Regions from separate parts of the Homo sapiens genome. Here regions 1, 2 and 4 are each linked to region 3. A link is a contact called in ENCODE Hi-C data. All regions are on one chromosome and are shown on one strand. The core of a region is the stretch at or near the end of the contact, and the rest is flanking DNA. Distances in the headings are between cores, read along the strand shown. Region 1 has its middle 15 kb from the start of ZC3H12C. Region 2 overlaps LOC105369484 (a long non-coding RNA gene). Region 3 overlaps LINC02732 (long intergenic non-protein coding RNA 2732). Region 4 has its middle 93 kb from the start of ZC3H12C.

Region 1 (2,700 bases), core at 67-2,566, 300 kb before region 3:
CTAACTTCCTTACAGCATTACTCCCGGAAGGATATCCAGCCCTTAGAAGCTGATATAGTTAAAAGCAAATAGATTGTAAAAACCATAAAATGCCTGGGGCCATGCTAACTAGAGCTCTGAGGCCTCTGAGAATTGACTGCAGTAAATCTTCCTGTCTTATGCAACCACATGTCTCTTCTTAGAAGGATCCAGGTTTTTTCAAATCACCCGTTAAAATTATTCATCCATAAATTATTTTTATTATGATCTAAAAGGCTTTAATTCTGTTTGATGTAATCCGTGCTTTACATACAAAACATTCTGAGATAATCTCTAAGTTTTCATCAATTTATTAGACATCTACTGAGGTGCCATGATCATTATCACAAACTGAAGGGTTTTCATATCTTGACTTTTTTAATTCTTTGTCTCCAATCTTAATTATCACACACTCAATTTTCCCACACCTGTAGGTTTATTTATATAGTGAAGTAATTTGGGGAAGGGTATAAATACACTGAAGAATGCAAAAGTCAACAGAATCCCTCATCAGACTTTCAAATGGCTTCTGGACATAGCTCAGCTGTCTCCTTTCTGGAACTTCCAAACTGTATAGCAGGGGCTCCTTCCTTTATCTGAGCATCACACTAGGGCATGCTCAGGACAGTTCTCTTTAATTCATACTTTTTTTTCTTTCCATGTCAACTACAGTACTTTGCCCCTGGTATCACTAACAGAATATAATTCCAGGTGTTGAATTTGAGTTCATTGGTAAAGGTTAAGGGCTCTGATTGTCTGGAAGAACTCAGTTTGAATTTTAACTCAGCCACTGACTAGCTGTGTGACCTTGGGAAATTTACGTCACATCTCTAGACCTAGTTTCCTTATCTGAATAGAGTGGTTATAAAGATTGCATGAGATAACATATGTGAAAAGCTTAGATCATTTTAATAACCAAGAATCTTTCTGTTTTACATGTATTAACTCATTTATCCCTTATAAGATGACCATCCCATGGGACACTTAGGGATATATGTCATGTCACTATTTTACAGGGAGTTCATATCTCCCCTACATGGTACATTCTGTAACTCCCAGTCACAAAGATGAAGGCCAGCTTTCTTACCAAGGCCAGGCTTGAGGTGCTAGTTGCTCTAGGCATACAAGCCCTCAAACCCTTCTAAATAGCGCTTTTCACATGCTCCACGCAGCTGTTTCCCTGAGATAGGCAGCCTGCAACTCTTTGCACTAGCTGCAAACATGTCTCTGCATTTTAGTCCGACAGAGCTGGCTTTGCTGACATCAAGGACGTGGTGCAAAGCACAGCTCTTTAGTTTCCAAATGAATGAAAATGACATATTGAAAGCGGGGCTGGCCACAGTATCTAGCTAGAAAACAATAATGACTCACAGGAAAGACAAAGACTGAGTAAGCACCAACGAAAGGCCACTCATCCCTTCATTAACATCACTGGGGAAAATATGGTCTCACTATGGAACAACCAAAAACATACAGACAAAAGTCTCCTGGGCTTTTGAGCATAGTCTAATTCCCATCTGGCTTATAAATTTCCTAACTTCTAAATTAATTACACTAGGAGTTGGAAGAGAATAAACAGTGGCCATAGATATTAGAAATTTTTACATGTGGCATGTATCTGCATCACGACTAGCATTGCTAATCAATTGTGAAATGACTATTAGGTAGCTTTGATAAGAGAGTTTCTTATTAGTCTTAGATATTGGACTACAAAAATAGTCCACCAGCAACAAAAAGAGATTGAATCTTCTTTACTACATCTGTATATTGTCAGAGGTCCAGACAGAAATCTAAAAAATATATAAGAATAAATAAAATATTTATTGTGATACTCCTTCCTTGTTTAATATATTATCATGACAATACATGTCTTAATGCTATGTAATTTTGGCATATCTTAAATATAAAAGTGTCCAATTGATTCATTATTTTTATAGCTAATTATTCAATATATTAACAATTATATTTGTGCAACAAAAACATATCTTGATTTTTAATGCTGGTAAATGTTAAGATTTTGAAGTAAAAATACTATTTACATAATATTCCTGAGAAAAATTATTCAGGTAAAAGGCTCTTGTGAATCACTTTCTTGGGGACCTTGCAGGAATTACCAACAAAAATTGAGAGCCATAAAGGAAATGTCTGAAATATTAGAGGCTGTGTGTCAAAGTATCTTGTATTAACTAAATCAAGCGCTTATTAACAGAAGACAAACCTTGTATATATTTTTAATGTTTTTGGCTCCCCAGCATCTAAGCCCCTTCACTATGCATGAGAAACCTCATGAGGCAGAGCCCACCTCCCACTCTAGAAGCTGAACATTCTAAGTACTAGCTTGCCTGGCCTCTCTTGCAGCTAGGATGATGGCATGTGGCTTTGAGTCATCTGATTGGATGCATTCCCCTCACATTTTGAACCCAGAGCTCATGACCAAAGAAGGAGGAACCTCAAGGAGTCCATTCTGGCAAGGGTAATAGCAGGGACAGAAGCTATATTCATTTTGCAGAAGCAGCAAGCATAACAATTCTAGTGGCCACCTCCAGTGCCAGCATCAGGCTGGAGGTAAGACAAGCTGTGGTGTCAGTGCCTATTGGCAGAGGCATTGATATCTTCCTGGAATACTTCTGTTGCATAATGTTGGTCATAGTGCCAGGCTCCACAGCCTCCAAGCTCAGTTCT
Region 2 (2,700 bases), core at 201-2,700, 400 kb before region 3:
TCAAACAACTCCATTTTTTTAACCTTGGCTATTTTGACAGTTGAGAAATAATATCTTGCTGATATTTTAATTTTTATAGCTTTTATTACAAGTGAGGTGGAAATTATTTTATAAACTGTCTAACCATTTATACTTTCTCTTCTGCAAATTACCAGTTAACACGTCCATTTAATATGCCCATTTCCATCCAGTCATGATGTTGGTCTTCCTCTGACCTGATAGACTTACCTGGTGCCAAAGAACTGATTGATTTCTGTGCTTTTCAATATGATAGCCACCTGTGGCCACTGGGCACTGTGCCACAAGTTATAATATTTTGGATATAGTGAGTTTAATGAAATATATTATTAGAATTTATTGTATATGTTTCTTTTTACTTTTTAAAATATAGCTACTAGAAAATTTTAAACTACATATTTCTATTGGACAGAGCTACTTAGACCTTTGAATATCACTTGCTCTGAAATTCTTCTTGGTCAAAACTCTCATTGCCCACACCCTTATGTTGGGTTCTCCTGCTATTACATGGTCTATCAGCCATAGTCTGTTGTTAACCTTCTAGATAATGCTGTGTTGAGTCCAATCCCTCTCCTCGAAATCCCTGCTGCATTTCATTCTCCGAGTCTCACCTCCTCCTAATTCAGTTCCATCCTCCTGTGATTAATCCTCCCAAGTCTCAACACATCTCAATTAGGTTCTATTACAGATTCCTGGATGAAATGGCAAACTTGATTAGGATTTTTAAATCCTATAATGTGTGTTAAATAGATTATACTCACTGCTATCTATGTTTATATTCCATTTATTCTATTTCTAGCAATAAAACATGGCTTTTCAAATGCTGAGTATTTTTTATTTGAAAGTGCCATTGAAAGGTTACAAACATACAAAGCTAATAAACAATTGCATATGTTTTTCAAATTCCCCTACCTCTGCCCACACCTTCAAACGTAACCACTGTGAATCCTCTCAAAACCACAGTTGGTGAAGACAGCCAAAGGTTATATCTGTAGCCACGAACCCTCAAAAGTTTCCTAACACCAACTCCAGCTGACTAAAATGTCACAGACATTTACTTATAATCCCTGGGGTTTTTGAATCTATAAGGCAGCATGGGTATGGGTTAACTTACCTGGCCACAGTAGAATTTTTTAAAGCCCTTTATGAAGGATTCAAGAAAAAGAAGTCTGTAACGCTGATGCAAAGTAGAATTCTTAATGTATTGAAAGGGATTATCATATGTCACGTGGAAATTCAACCTCGTTTTTTAGATCCACAGCTCTTTCCTTGTTGCCTAAATTCGTAATCGTGAGGCTCATTTGCCTTAGAGAAGTATCTGCAGCACATTTTTAATGCCAGACCTGCTCCTTCCGCCGTTCTTGCCCCTTTCCAGCAAGCTATTTCCCACCTCCCCCAACATCCCCATGGCTGCCCAGGAATTAAAACCAATTTGAATATGTAATCATGTGGAATAATAAGCACAAGTGTACTCTCTGGGGTGCTCTCTGGCTGCTACTCATCTCCTTGCAACTAGTTTCCTAAGTGCCTTTGAGAGATGCTGAGAACGCCATGTTGACGGTTAACCTTTTAACAGTTTTGCCATTCTCTGTTCACTCTGGCTACAAGCCCAGCTCTAAAGGAGGCACAGGAAGTGGGGTGAAGGAAGGGTTTCCTTCCTTCTAAGACTCACTGGAGAAACATTCTCCATAGCCTGAGGAAGAGAGTTGAGCAGGCTTTGAATAGTGTATTTTTAAAACATTCATTATTCTGACAATGGAGTTTCATGAAACTAGCTTTTATTCCTTTTATGCAAGTCAAACAGAGATTGCCCAAAACATATTACCATGCCAGGAAGTAAATAACTATTGCCTTGTTTTATGAATATGAGAAATTTCTGTGAAGATGCCTAAATATTTTGATTAATTTAAAAGCAGATGAGCTGATGTGTAGGTATTTACAACATCAAAGTACTTTTCTGATTGACTCAGTTTCAAAAATGCAATATAAAAGGTAGAGCATTCATCTTAAATAGCAATTTAGAAGTGGATGCTTTGGGTATTCTGAGGCATTCAAAATCTGATTATTTTGATACTGATACTGCTATTTTGATGCAAACACTGCAGTGATCAATTTGGTGGATGTGAGGGGAGGGCCTCACTCGGTATCTAGTATTCCTTATTAAAATGTAAAAGCACCCACTGTACCTCTTGAATATATAAGAATAATGAGCCATACCAGTAAATATCTGAATTGCAATCAGTGTTGTTTTGCCTGTATCGTCTCATTTCATCTTCAAAGCATGTGTCTGGGAGATAGATATTATTAGGAGTAATCACTGATGTTGCTGAGATTGAGACTTCCTTCGCAGTTGGTTATAAAGATCTAAGAATAAATCATCTTTCTTGAACTCGAGCATATCCATTAAGGTCAGAATTTCTGCAGATTGAGCTGGAGCTATTTTTAGGTACGGTTCTAAAGCAGCTGCAATTCAAGTGTCACAGTGCATGCCTTTTTGGCTCAGCAGTTGATAGTTCTGCTTCGTGCTACTCTCCTTCCCCAGACTCCTGGGACCATCGCATAGAGGGTGCTTGAGACATGCTGCACTGGACGATGCACACACCCCATCTCTCCAACATGACTGTAAGCCCCTTTAGTTTTACAATATGCAAAACCTTAGCACAGAGCTCTACGCAATTAATA
Region 3 (2,700 bases), core at 162-2,661:
TTAGCCTACGACAGGGAGAGAAGATGAAAGCATATGGTCAGTCTACAATATTTAATGGGGGTTCTTTCCGTGTTTTCCTCTAGTGCCTTGCAATTTCCTTTTAGCATTTCAATCTTTGATCTAATTGGAATCTATTTCAGAATGGAGCTTCCTTGTTATCCCAAATGCCAATTTTTAATTTTATTATTTTATTTTATTTTTTTGAGATGGAATCTTGCTCTGTCACCCAGGCTGGGGTACGGTGGCACAATCTCAGCTCACTGCAACATCCACTTCCCGGGTTCAAGTGATTCTCCTGCCTTAGCCTCCTGAGTAGCGGAGATTACAGATGCCCACATCCAAGGTGGCTAATTTTTTTTTCTTTTTTGTATTTTCAGTAGAGATGGGGTTTTGCCATGTTGGCCAGGCTGGTCTTGAATTCCTGACCTCAAGTGATCCGCCCATCTCGGCCTCCCAAAGTGCTGGGAGTACAGACATGAGCCACCATGCCCGGTTGCCAATTTTAAAATATTTTGTCTTTTCTCCCTGGATATGAAATAAAAGTGATTAGGTCTTAAGATAAAAAAATTAAAACACATTTATTTTCCTGTAACATGCAAAAATGCAAAAAAAAAAAAAAAGAAAGTAAAATAAAATAGATATAATTTTGGAGAAATTGCCTTTGCTCACTGTGGATTCTGGAGGGTGTGAGTGATGGACAGGTCCATCTGTGCATGGAGAATGGAAAGCCCCTTCTCCAGGATCACCCTTTACCTTAGGAGAACACCTCAGCTCCAGGCACCAAGCAGGAGTATCATAGGCACTTAGCTTTACTCCTATAGACAAATAAGAGTGGGGAGACTATGTGGTAAGGAATGATACCCTTACACTCTTTCCAGCCCTTCCCAGTCTTACAAGGAGTGACACACTTGGTGGCCTTCAAGCCTGTCACTGCAATTCATGCAGTGGGTGGTAAGAGGACAAAGCACGCTAGGTCCCTGATCCGACCTCCCAGGGATGACAGGTCTGGCTACTCCTCAAACTGAACCTGAAAGAATGCAAATGGTTCAAGTTTTCACCCTGATTCTGGCACACCCCGAGGCAAAAATAGCCATTTGCCTTCATACGAGCTTCTGTGTAGGCTGTGAATAAGGAGGTTTCTATCTCAGCTTTCTTTTTGCTCATTTAAAGACAACTGAGAGTACGACAGGGTAATTGTTTTGTTTTAAAGCACTGTAATTTAGTTCCTTTCTGGACCTTCTATGTATGAGTCATTTTCTGTAGCAGTACTAAGAGATGCAAATAGAAAAACATTATTTCTGAAAGCTTGAGATTTCAAGCTGGGCCTTTTATTCACATTCTCTTGCTAGTTTTAGTTTTACTTGTGACATTCATGTTATTAGAAGAATGACACAATTTCAATCACATTTTTGTCCCATGTACTAATGTAGCAAACAATTTCACAACCTTCCCTTTCTTTTACATGTGAGTCATTATCATTTGGTTTTGTTCTCCTTTACTCCTGAACTCACTATCTCCTGATCACATGTATACACATTTCTCTGATATCCTAGATCTTTATGGGTGATCAAGATTTTTGTATATTCTGTTTTGTTGCTTTCATACCCGCTAGTATCCTTTTTAAGTTTGACTCTTTTATACTTTGGGAGATGCCAAACAAATACTTCAGGAGAAAGGAGGCAGTGTGTTGAAAGGAAGTTGACAAAGCAAGAAGAAAAGAAGAAGAAGATATAAGGAGGAAACGTAGTGGCTCTTAAACAAAGATCTTGCATCTTTTCCTTCTTTAATTTTTTTTTTTTTTTTTTTTTTTTTTGGTTTGAGACAGAGTGTCACTCTGTCATCCAGGCTGGAGTACGGTGGTGCAACCTTGGCTCACTGCAACCTCCACCTGCTGGGTTCAAGCGATTCTCCTGCTTCAGCCTCCTGAGTAGCTGGGACTACAGGCGCAGGTTACCACGCCTGGCTAATTTTTGTATTTTTAGTGGAGGTGGGTTTCACCATGTGGGCCAGGCTGGTCTCGAACTCCTGACCTCAAATGATCCACCCACCTCGGCCTCCCAAAGTGCTGGGATTACAAAACAGAATTGCTTGAACCCAGGAGGGAGAGGTTGCAGTGAGCTGAGATGGCGCCACTGCACTCTAGCCTGGGCAACAGAGCGAGACTCCATCTCAAAAACAAACAAACAAACAAACCAAACCCAACTTTGAACCCAGAATCAGAAAGCAGATTTAATTTGGAACTCTATAGAATGTCTGCACATGAACAGATGCCATAGCCGTAACAAAAATTAGGGCCACAGCCACTTTTCTTGCATCTCCTCCTTCCTCCTTTTTTCTTTGGCTTTCTTGTATAAACCTTAGCATAAGGCATGGTTGCTTGGTTTACAAAATATTTGTTTATGAAAGTTGCAAAGGTGAGAAGAGGGATTTCAGAATCAGAAAGACTGGGTTTCAAATTTTGGCTTTGCTCTGTGACCTTTGGCAAATTATATAACTTCATTAAGCTTCAGCTTTTCCCTAGTAAATATTTGACTGATGAGAGGTAAATGAGAAAATGTGTATAAAAATCTTAGTATAGTGCTTAGCATTTCAAGCAACCCAGAATATCAACTAATTTGTTAAATGAATATTTCTTGAATATTTACTGTATGCTGAACTGTCTGCCAGGTTGAGGCTGCTGTGGTGAATTGGACAGGAAAG
Region 4 (2,700 bases), core at 44-2,543, 370 kb before region 3:
TAACTGAAAAATAAAAAGTTGGCCATCCTGTGACCCCCAAATAAATTAATATATAGATTGATAAATGATGTATCACTCTGTGAACCCAGACATGTGTGGCTTTGTTCTCTGACATTTGCTTTCTGCAGCTCTCAGGACTCTCCATGCTGAAAAGACACAATGCAATATTTCTGCAGTCCTCTCTCTCTCTCTCCGCAAATTCACCTTGGCCAGCAATACAAATGGTCCAGTTATTCAAGGAGCCAGATTTTCTCTGGAGGGATGGGGGCTGCATTATGCAGAGTCCCGCCCCGGGGCAGTTGGAAGAACACACTGCTTTGCAAACTGTTGCTGAGCCTGAGTATTTCTAAGCCTTCCAAAATCCTTGGTACAGTCTGTCCTCACATTGCCAACTGAGGGAATAATCCTGAATACTTGGTCCCCCACATATTCTACTAAGGAAGCTCATCATATTCCAGTGTCATTCTGAAAGAAAGATTCTCAAATATACATTTGGCAATCATCACCAATCTGACAAATTTGACCTGAATCTGTCTTCAAAAATTCTAAAGAAAAAAAGAATGAAAATTGGAGGTTATAATTTTACCAATATCAAGCCAAAGATAGACATGTTTCACCTTCATTTACATCAAGCTTTTATCCTCCAAAATTTTAAAACCATTTCTAATGTTACCTCCATCATTTAGCAATTAAAATTTTAGGGAGTTTACTTGAAACGCAAGTTGAATTTGGAAGTTTGGCTCATTTGACGTGGCCTAGTTAAATATGGCAATTCCCTTCTTTTTGCCACAGGAGGCAGCTTGGGGTAGAGAATTTGGGTCTGTCTGACAGCAAAGACCTGAGTTTGAATCTTGACTGAAAATTATTCAGTGGCTATGTTACTTTCAGAAGGCTTTTAACCTCTCTAATCCTTAGCTTCATAATGTGTAAAATGGGTATTGTAAGACCAACAGCATGTAATTGTAATGAGTCTGGCATAAAGTAAATGCCAATCCTGTAAAATGCTAATCCTGTTTTTTAATCTAATTAGATATCTAATTTTAATTTTAAATGAACTTAAGCAGGATGTCTTTTTTCCGTTTTTAATATTTTAAAAACTGGGAGGAAGAATCTATGAAGGCAAGTTTGTTTTTCAAGTTTGTGAAGAGTTACACAAATGATTCTAGAGTAAAATGGCCTTATACCAAATGTTTTACCTACTCACAGTGCCAAATATCCACAATGTCAAACAAGAACTGCAAATGTTCTCAGCTTTAATTTCACACCAATGTCACTTTAACCAAACAGTCTCCTTAGCAGGGTACTTCAGTGCTGAATCATTATTGACTCAGAGGTTTATAAATACCACTACTTGTATTACTTGGAGTTTTCTTCAGTGGTTCCCTATCGCCCTCTCTAAGTTCGGTTAAGCCTGACCGTGCAAAGGGAGTAATATCTGACATGCTCACTTCCCACATTAGTGGGGTTGCTAAGCCTGTATGACGTACATGATACATTTATAAAAAGGAACATTCTAAAAATAAGTTTAATGTATTCTCATTCAACTCCCTAAAAAACTGATGTAACTTGAAGACAGCAAGTTATGCTCATCAGTTTTCTCTAACAGCTTAGTAAATGTCAGAAAGAAACGGAAATGTTCTAAATAAGGACATCACTCGAAGTCCTTACAAAGTAAATCAGAATGCATACTTTTTCTATAAAAAAGCTTTAAAAAGATGATATAAATATATAATGTTCAAAGTCTAAATCTCATTTAGTAGGAATGGTTTAAAGATAACACTCGAAAAGACAGCTAAGGTGTTAGGTGGAAAGCAGCGGAAATGTATATAAAATCATTTCAATAAGGGATTTACTTAAGGAATAGGGTGAGGAATTACAGATATACAGTCCACACTGTTAGAGTCAACTCATCATCTATGGTAACAATAATGGGCAACAGGGAAGATAATCTAAAAATCCTGTATATTCACTTTTATATTCTAACATTATTGTTTGCAGTAGATTTATCTTCCCAACTATATTTAAGATTTGTTTGCCTTTTTGGGTATTAATTACCTGATGGATGGAGAAAGATACCCAATAGCACTCTCAAGGGCACAGCAAAGCCAAAAAAGTAACATTTTGCCAGAGATTATCTACAAAAATAAATTGTGTCTGTAAGAGAGTAAGAGATGTGGCCTGGATCACTGAGAGCGTGGAGTGAGGCCAATCCAAATAATTGATGTCTCTACAGTCTATCAGCCACTACCCGACAGTGGCCCAGGGATAAGGGTGGATGCAAGCACTTCTACTCCCTGCAATTACTCTCCTTTCTTTCCCTCAGGCACGAACCCCACTCCTCCAGAGTGGTTGTGGTCAGAGCATTTTGGGCAATAGGCCTCACAAAAGAAGCATCTTCAAATTCAGGGGACAAATCCAAAGGAAGCTAATATGAATCAACTGAAAAATGAACGAGCTGAGCCACATGCTGAGAGTGACCTGAAGAAAAATCGGTAAAGAAGTTTTATCAAGTGACTTGGGTGTTTTGATTCTTAAGAAGGAAATGAAATGCAAAATTTGCAATTTATGCAGAATTCTCTGTAATCTCTTGAATTCCAAGGGAAGTGACAGGTCTGTTTCAAATCCTTCTCCCGGAAACAGACAAAATTATAAAAGTAAAATACTGGAACAAAGTTTCAGTGCTGAGAGTAAGTGATGTTG

What was found. A loop is a pair of places that touch in the nucleus more often than their neighbours do. Pooled maps may share reads with other maps.
Region 1: a loop to region 3 is called in a map of A673, with 2.1 times the contacts of the local background. The contact joins two enhancer-like sites. A Hi-C loop is called at or near these places in 1 of 168 maps with a recorded cell type or tissue (A673), 5 of 37 single-sample maps with no recorded cell type and 8 of 50 pooled maps.
Region 2: a map with no recorded cell type shows a loop between it and region 3 (7-fold over the local background). The contact joins two enhancer-like sites. A Hi-C loop is called at or near these places in 2 of 37 single-sample maps with no recorded cell type and 5 of 50 pooled maps.
Region 4: a map with no recorded cell type shows a loop between it and region 3 (8-fold over the local background). The contact joins two enhancer-like sites. A Hi-C loop is called at or near these places in 2 of 37 single-sample maps with no recorded cell type and 2 of 50 pooled maps.

Annotation. Positions count from the first base shown.
Region 1 is chr11:110,076,720-110,079,419 of GRCh38, forward strand. No RefSeq gene overlaps it. Among named protein-coding and RNA genes, the nearest start is that of ZC3H12C, 15 kb to the right of the region's middle. RefSeq lists enhancers at 1,007-1,176, 1,477-1,526. Within about 2 kb of position 1,317, at least 7 of the 41 ENCODE cell types and tissues checked have a DNase peak (open chromatin) inside an H3K27ac peak, as active enhancers do.
Region 2 is chr11:109,969,766-109,972,465 of GRCh38, forward strand. LOC105369484 (a long non-coding RNA gene) reads left to right here. Exons shown (of 3, transcript XR_948004.2): 2 at 2,561-2,640. Among named protein-coding and RNA genes, the nearest start is that of ZC3H12C, 120 kb to the right of the region's middle. Within about 2 kb of position 1,451, at least 4 of the 41 ENCODE cell types and tissues checked have a DNase peak (open chromatin) inside an H3K27ac peak, as active enhancers do.
Region 3 is chr11:110,372,165-110,374,864 of GRCh38, forward strand. The region is part of intron 2 of LINC02732 (long intergenic non-protein coding RNA 2732); the gene reads left to right. It overlaps LOC107984385 (a long non-coding RNA gene), which reads right to left. Exons shown (of 2, transcript XR_007062885.1): 2 at 1-5. Among named protein-coding and RNA genes, the nearest start is that of LINC02732, 18 kb to the left of the region's middle. Within about 2 kb of position 1,412, at least 3 of the 41 ENCODE cell types and tissues checked have a DNase peak (open chromatin) inside an H3K27ac peak, as active enhancers do.
Region 4 is chr11:109,998,823-110,001,522 of GRCh38, forward strand. No RefSeq gene overlaps it. Among named protein-coding and RNA genes, the nearest start is that of ZC3H12C, 93 kb to the right of the region's middle. Within about 2 kb of position 1,294, at least 5 of the 41 ENCODE cell types and tissues checked have a DNase peak (open chromatin) inside an H3K27ac peak, as active enhancers do.